Linked DNA regions of Homo sapiens: all the other regions are linked to region 3. The links are chromatin loops, found by intact Hi-C in ENCODE. Cell type or tissue: Calu3. All regions are shown on one strand.

Region 1 (2,500 bases), 140 kb before region 3:
GCTGGGATTACAGGTATGAGTCACCACACCCAGCCTAAAATTTTTAATTCAGTGTAAAAGTGCAAGAGTTGAATAGAGAAAGAATTAGTGAATTAATTCTTAAAAATCCATCTAAAATGCAATTCAAAGACACAGAAAAAAACTATGTAAGAGCAGTCAAGAGATACAAAGAATAGAATAAAAGAGGTCTAAACAAAATACTTCTAAATCTACCTGTGATACAGGAGACCGTTTTTTAAATTGCCAATCCATTGGAGAGAAAAACTTTTGTAAAATGCAATGAAAATTAATTTTTTTAAAAATTATATGCTTATTAGGTAATGTCAATTAGATATAAAAGTTTCTAAATGCTTTCTCTGAATTTGTTTTTACTTCTTCACAGACCAGTAAAATCAGTTTGCAGACCAGCACTGATCTGAAGATCACAGGTTGAGTACCAATGGTCTAAAACACAAGTAGATCAGAATTATAAAAGGATATAAACGAATATAGGCCAGGCACGGTAGTTCACACTTGTAATCCCAGCACTTTGGGAAGCCAAGGCAGGCAGATCACTTGAACCCAAGAGTTCAAGACCAGCCTGGGCAACATGGCAAGAACCTGCCTCTACAAAAAATACAAACATTACATGGGCGGAGCCCCCTTGGCATATGAGGCTCTGCACTGCCCTGGGAGTGTAAAGTCCTCACCAGCAAAAAGGCTCTCATCAGATGTGAACCCTTGACCTTGGACTTCTCAGCCTTAAAGCCTAGATCCCTTCCAAGATGGCCAAATAGGAACAGCTTCAGTCTGCAGCTCCCAGAGTGACGGACGCAGAAGACGGGTGATATCTGCATTTCCAACTGAGGTACCTGGTTCATCTCATTGGGACTGGTTGGACATTGGGTGCAGCCCACGGAAGGCAAGCTGAAGCAGGGTGGGGCATTGACTCAACCGGGAAGTGCAAGGGGTCAGGGATTTCCCTTTCCTAGCCAAGGGAAGCCGTGACAGACTGTACCTGGAAAAACGTAACACTCCCACCCAAAAACTGCGCTTTGCTCAAGGTCTTAACAACCGGCAGACAAGGAGATTCTCTCCTGTGCCTGGCTCGGTGGTTCCCACACCCACGGAGCCTTGCTCACTGCTAGCGCAGCAGTCTGAGATTGAACCACGAGGCGGCAGCCTGGCTGGGGGAGGGGCGTCCCCCATCGCTGAGGCTTCAGTAGGTAAACAAAGCTGCCAGGAAGCTCGAACTGGGCGGAGCCCACTGCAGCTCAGCACACCCTGCAGCCGCTAGACTCCACCTCCGTACACAGGCCTTAGCTGGACAAAAGGCAGCAGACAACTTCTGCAGATTTAAACGTCCCTGTCTGACGGCTCTGAAGAGAGCAGTGGTTCTCCCAACACAGCGTTTGAGCTCTGAGAATGGATGGACTGCCTCCTCAATTGGGTCCCTGAACCCGTGTAGCCAAACTGGGAGACACCTACCAATAGGGGCCGACAGACACCTCATATAAGCGGGTGCCCCTCTGGGACGAAGCTTCCAGAGGAAGGATCAGGCAGGTTCTGCAATATTTGCTGTTCTGCAGCCTCCGCTGGTGATACCCAGGCAAACAGAGTCTGGAGTGGACCTCCAGCAAACTCCAACAGACCTGCAGCTGAGGGACCTGACTGTTAGAAGGAAAACTAACAAACAGAAAGGAATAGCATCAACACCAACAAAAAGGACATCTACACCAAAACCTCATCTGCAGGTCACCAACATCAAAGACCAAAGGTGGATAAAATCACAAAGATGGGGAGAAACCAGAGCAGAAAAGCTGAAAATTCCAAAAATCAGAGTGCCTCTTCTCCTCCAAAACATTGCAGCTCCTTGCCAGCAATGGAATAAAGCTGTACAGAGAACGACTTTGACAAGTTGACAGAAGTAGGCTTCAGAAGGTCAGTAATAACAAACTTTTCCGAGCTAAAGGAGCATGTTTGAACACATCGCAAGGAAGCTAAAAACCTTGAAAAAATGTTAGATGAATGGCTAACTAGAACAAACAGTGTAGAGAAGACCTTAAATGATGTCATGGAGATGAAAACCATGGCATGAGAACTACGCAACGCATGCACAAGCGTCAACAGCCGATTTGATCAACTAGAAGAAAGGGTATCAGTGATTGAAGATCAAATCAATGAAACAAAGCAAGGAGACAGGGTTAGAGAAAAAAGAGTAAAAAGAAACAAACAAAGCCTCCAAGAAATATGTGACTGTGTGAAAAGACCAAATCTACATTTGATTGGTGTACCTGAAAGTGATGGGGAGAATGGACCCAAGTTGGAAAACAGTCTTCAGGATATTATCCAGGAAAAATTCCCCAACCTAGCAAGGCAGGCCAACATTCAAATTCAGGAAATACAGAGAACACCATAAAGATACTCCTCAAGAAGAGCAACCCCAAGACACACAATTGTCAGATTCACTAAGGTTGAAATGAAGGAAAAAATGTTAAAGGCAGCCAGAGAGAAAGGTCGA
Region 2 (2,500 bases), 87 kb before region 3:
CTCCAGTCCCCACAACACTTCTCACCTCAGATCCTCATCATCTCTATCCTGAACTACTGAGGATTAATCAAGTTCTTCCACATTGCAAAGAAAAGTCACTCAGGCATCCAGACTACCTTAGGGGTTTATTATCAGGCAAGAAGTAAGGAGATGTTGGAAAACAGCCCAGTCATCTCCCATGACCTGCATTCTGATGGTTCCCAGACTGGGAAGCCCAGGTGGCATCATAAAGAGCCACAGCAATGACCCCATCCTTTAGGCTACAACAATAGCTGTAAGGATCCAGCTTCTCTCAGGCTTCTCACGTTCTTACTCCCCAAGAGACAATCTGAGGGACCCAATGGTCCTCAGTCAATACAGAGCACCCCGACAAGGCAGAGAGTGGCCTGCAATGTAATCTAGGAAAAAGAAACAAAAGTAATCAAGCTGATGATTAATAACTCCTTAAAATACAAACTTTGTATAAAAATTCATTTTCAGTTTTGTTAGTTATAATAGAATTTGAGTTTAAGGCAGAAAAATTAAATTTGAACTAACTTCAGCATTAAAAAAATAATTGTGGGGCTGGGCACGGTGGCTCACGCCTGTAATCCCGGCACTTTGGGAGGCCGAGGCGGGTGAATCATGAGGTCGGGAGATCGAGACCACCCTGGCTAACACGGTGAAACCCTGTCTCCACTAAAAATACAAAAAAATTAGCTGGGCATAGTGGCGGGCAGGCACCAAGTAGTCCCAGCTACTTGGGAGGCTGAGGCAGGAGAATGGCATGAACCCGAGAGGTGGAGCTTGCAGTGAGCTGAGATCGCGCCACTGCACTCCAGCCTGGGTGACAGAGCAAGACTCCATCTCAAAATAAATAAATAAATAAATAAATTAATTAATTAAAAATAAATTTTGACACTTGGTTTTGCAGCAGCTTGTGTGCTAGTTGATTCTCTGCTTCGACATCTATGTGCATTCTCTGTCTTGGGACATGGCGGAAAATGAAGCAGAAAATAACACGAATGTTCTTAAAGTCTCTTGGCAAGGATCAGCTCTCTCCCAGGCCTCTGGCGATATGGACACTCAGCCTGGGACTACTGTGATCAGGCCACCATCCACATCCCTTCTCCTGGCTCTTTTCTCCTCCACTCCATTCAACTCACCCAGGTAAACTGGCCATCATTAGATCCTGAAATTGCTATGGTGGCATAGACTGACATGATAATAAGATGTACAGCCTACAGTATGGGATTGTCCAGTGGGAAGTGAAAGGGTTGTGGTAAGCATGGGCTGTGCGTGGAGCTGGCGTGCTACCCTCTGCATCATCCATGGAAATGCCCGACTCAGATCTCCTGCTGCAAGAACATAGTTGACCTTCGGCCTCAGCAGCTGCCCCACTGGATCCACTACCAAGTTCATGCTGAGGCCACACTTCTCCTGGGCTACTCCCACTCGATGATTGATTGCGGCAGGGGTATTAGTGAAGGCCAAAGGAGGATTCCTCTAACAGGCAGCTTTGGCTCAAGGATTCCCCAGTGGCATGGCCAAAACTTTCTTAGAACTGTGCCACAGTCTAAAACTCTTCTTAACAACTCTTCTATCCTTTCCCCTTAGCTTTCCCAGGTTACAGACCTGCATTGTGGTCTGAAGTCTTCACCTCTGCCCACACACACAAAGTCCAGCTCCTGCTTTTTTCCCTTTATTGGTGTTCTCTCAATAAAGCTTTTGTACACCAAAAGCTTTGATGTAAATGAAAAGGAAGTCCCAGAATGGGGTTGTGTTTCAGTTCATTTTGTAAGTCCCATTGTGGTATTTGCTTCTCAGAGGACCTGAACTGAAACACAACCCCATTCTAGGACTTCCTTTTTCATCCTCAGACTATAGCTACAGGTCACAGTTATTAGTAATATCAAGACATCTAAATTCTTTTCATTCTTTTGGGTTTTGGGTTTTGAAGAACGTTTCATCTCCTAGAGCCATCTATTAAAATGCAGCTAACCCTAGGTAGAGATAACAACAAGCTAAAGCATTTCACTGTTAAGAAAATAAGAAAGGTCAGGCACAGTGGCTCACGCCTGTAATCCCAGCACTTTGGGAAGCTGAGGTGGGCGGGTTGCATGAGCTCAGGAGTCCAAGACCAGCCTGAGCAACATGGCGAAACCCTGTCTCTACAAAACACACACAAAAAACTAGCTGGGCATGGTGGCACACACCTGAAGTCCCAGCTACTTGGGAGACTGAGGTGGGAGGATCACTTGAGCCCAGCAGGTCCACGCTGCAGTGAGACCTCGTCTCAAAAAAAATTAATTAAAAAAAAAAGAAAGATTGTTTGAGTTATTTTGACTGTAAAAATGATTAATATTGTGATAAATATTGTGAGGCTAACAATAAAAGTTTTGTGGGGTAATATGGCCATTTTGATACCCCACACACCATTCTGTGTTTCTTTTTTTTTTTTGAGACGGAGTTTTGCTCTTTTTGCCCAGGCTGGAGTGCAATGGCACGATCTCGGCTCACT
Region 3 (2,500 bases):
TTGTGGTAATTTATTACGCAGCAATAGAAAACTAACACAAGTTTTCTTTTCAGTTCTTTTTTGGGTGTTCTTCTCTACTTATCCTTTGATATGGCCATGATTTCGTCTTACTCCAAAAAATTTTAGAGAATTTTATTTGGCATTACGTAATATTTCTAAATCATTTTGGGGCCGCTTGATACCTCAATAATGAGTTTTCCGATACCACAATATTGTGTTCCATTCAAATCACACAAGACTTCTTTTATGTGCCTCATTGAGTTTTCTTTATACATATTTCTTATTAGGTTTATTCTTAGCCATTGTATACATTTCATTGGTATTATGAATGGAAATAATTTCTATTTGATTATTGTTTGTATGCAGGGAATTAATTGGTTTTTGTACATTTTCCCAGGAATCTACCACTTAATTGAATTCTATTATTAGTTCTCATTGTTTTCCATTGTGTCTCCTGGGTTTTCTATAGAGACAATGATCCAGTATTCTTTTTACAACAAACTTAAAGATACTGAGCAGAGAAACAAAAGTGTTTATATGTGTGTGCACATACTATGTGCAATGAGGGGATAATGTGAAGCCAAGAATTTGGAAAGAAATAAATAGTAAATAGCTCTGTTTTCTTCATTTCTGTCTTTGCATCATTTAGCACAGCCCTCAAAATATAGAAGATGCTGTGTGTATAGTAATTGAATTAATGAATGACCTACCTGCCTTCTAGTTTGGTTCCCTCGTCCTGCTTCAACATCTCTCTCTGAGCCAACTCTTCATGAGGTTCCACCATGTCCTGAGCTGAACCCATGTTGGGTATGACATCTGCTGAGTCCTCAGCGCTCCATGAACACAATCTAAATAAGTAAATTACTTACCCCAGAAGACCTAATGACCTGCTGGGGGAGACAATATGAGTTTGCATGTAATCTTTACAGAACAGATTAGTGCTAGAGATGGTGTATTACCTCCCTGGGCTCACATAGGGCTAGTATAAACTAGGCAAATGTACCTTCCATTTGAGCAGTGTTCCATGTATAGTATTCAGGCCTGTGCTGAGCCAGGCAGGGTATGTAATAAGGTAGTGCTTGAGGGGAAGTCAGGATCCTGCATAAAGAGAGAATCAGGTACTCAATCCAAAGGGCGAAGAGCGGCATACAACCAGACAGTAAATCTGAAAACAAGATGTACAGAAAATCTTGTCAAGAACATGGGCAAATGTCTTAACCAAAGTGGTGGTGATATGGGAATTCAGCATTTACCTGGTGCCTGGTGCATGACTCAGGGTGGAAGCAGCTGTAGAATGCTTGAAGGAACTTTGCAGGGCTGGGCTAATTTGATTGCAAGGAGGAGCGTTACTCAGAATAGAAGTTATGATTCTGTAGGCCAAGATACAGAGCTAAATTTTATTCAAGGTGCCAGGGAGACAATGGAAAGTTTTCAGCTTAGGAGTGACATGAACTGATTAACTGGTTTATTGGAATGCAGTGGTGCCATGATAGCTCACTGCTGCCTCCAATTCCTAGGCTCAAGGGATCCTCCCTCCTCAGCCTCCCAAGCAGCTACAAGCATGCACCACTATGCTCAGCTAATTTAAAAATTATTTTTGCAGAGATGGGATCTCACTACGTTGCCCAGGCTGATCTCAATCCTCCCGCCTTGGCCTCTCAAACTGCTGGGATCACAGGTGTGAGCCACAGTTCCTGGTCTCAATTTACATTTTTAACAAGCACTTTCTGTCCACAGATTGGAAACTGAGTTAGGCTGAGGGACAAGAGTGAAAGTTGAGAGAACTGGTAGGAGAAATTGCAGTGAGCAGGAGAGAGGTAATCCTGGGCTGGAGCAGGTTGGTGGTGATGGAGATGGGGACTGGTATTCATTGAGGTGTATTTGGAGGTGGACTAGACAAGAAATATTTTCTGGCCAGAACTTTGATATCTCTTATACTGAATCAACTAGATTTCTTTGTTGTTGAAGCCCTCAAAATGGAAGTGAGGACATTCCAGCAATCTGGGTGAATGGACTATCTATCTGCATGGAATTTTGTGGATGCATGAAAGGTACTTCTAGCATTGGGAAGGATGGTTTATTGCTCTGTGAATAAAGTTTTTAGTGCTAGTAAGTTTCTTTCTTTTTCTTTTCTTTTTTTTTTTTCTTTTTTTTCAGATAGAGTTTCGGTCTTGTTGCCCAGGCTGGAGTGCAATGACGTGATCTCAGCTCACTGCAACCTCCACCTCCCAGGTTTAAGCGATTTTCCTGCCTCGGCCTCCCGACTAGCTGGGATTACAGGTGCCTGCCACCACACCAGGCTAATGTTTGTATTTTTAGTAGAGATGGGGTTTCACCATGTTGGTCAGGCTGGTCTTAAACTCCTGACCTCAGGTAATCCACTTGCCTCAGTCTCCCAAAATGCTGGGATTACAGGTGTGAGCCACTGCGCCAAGCCACTAGTAAGTTTTTTTGAAGCTTTGCAGTATATTTTATTTATTGCAACATAAAATAAAATTTT

The links. Peaks named below come from ENCODE experiments on the same cell type or tissue, not always from the same donor. Only the 100,000 strongest peaks of a DNase experiment are listed, where the experiment ranks them.
Region 1: a loop joins it to region 3, with 3 times the contacts of the local background. A loop is called at or near these places in 5 of 110 quality-filtered maps.
Region 2: a loop joins it to region 3, with 3 times the contacts of the local background. A loop is called at or near these places in 15 of 110 quality-filtered maps.

What each region holds. Positions count from the first base shown.
Region 1 is chr3:17,692,357-17,694,856 of GRCh38, forward strand. The region is part of intron 1 of TBC1D5 (TBC1 domain family member 5); the gene reads right to left. Among named protein-coding and RNA genes, the nearest start is that of TBC1D5, 49 kb to the right of the region's middle. RefSeq lists enhancers at 665-1,166, 1,167-1,666. In Calu3, no CTCF peak of the experiment used is centred here; a DNase peak (open chromatin) is centred at 1,195.
Region 2 is chr3:17,745,962-17,748,461 of GRCh38, forward strand. No RefSeq gene overlaps it. Among named protein-coding and RNA genes, the nearest start is that of TBC1D5, 4.6 kb to the left of the region's middle. RefSeq lists an enhancer at 1,226-1,395 and a silencer at 1,766-1,885. In Calu3, no CTCF peak of the experiment used is centred here; no DNase peak of the experiment used is centred here.
Region 3 is chr3:17,832,690-17,835,189 of GRCh38, forward strand. No RefSeq gene overlaps it. Among named protein-coding and RNA genes, the nearest start is that of TBC1D5, 91 kb to the left of the region's middle. In Calu3, no CTCF peak of the experiment used is centred here; a DNase peak (open chromatin) is centred at 1,292.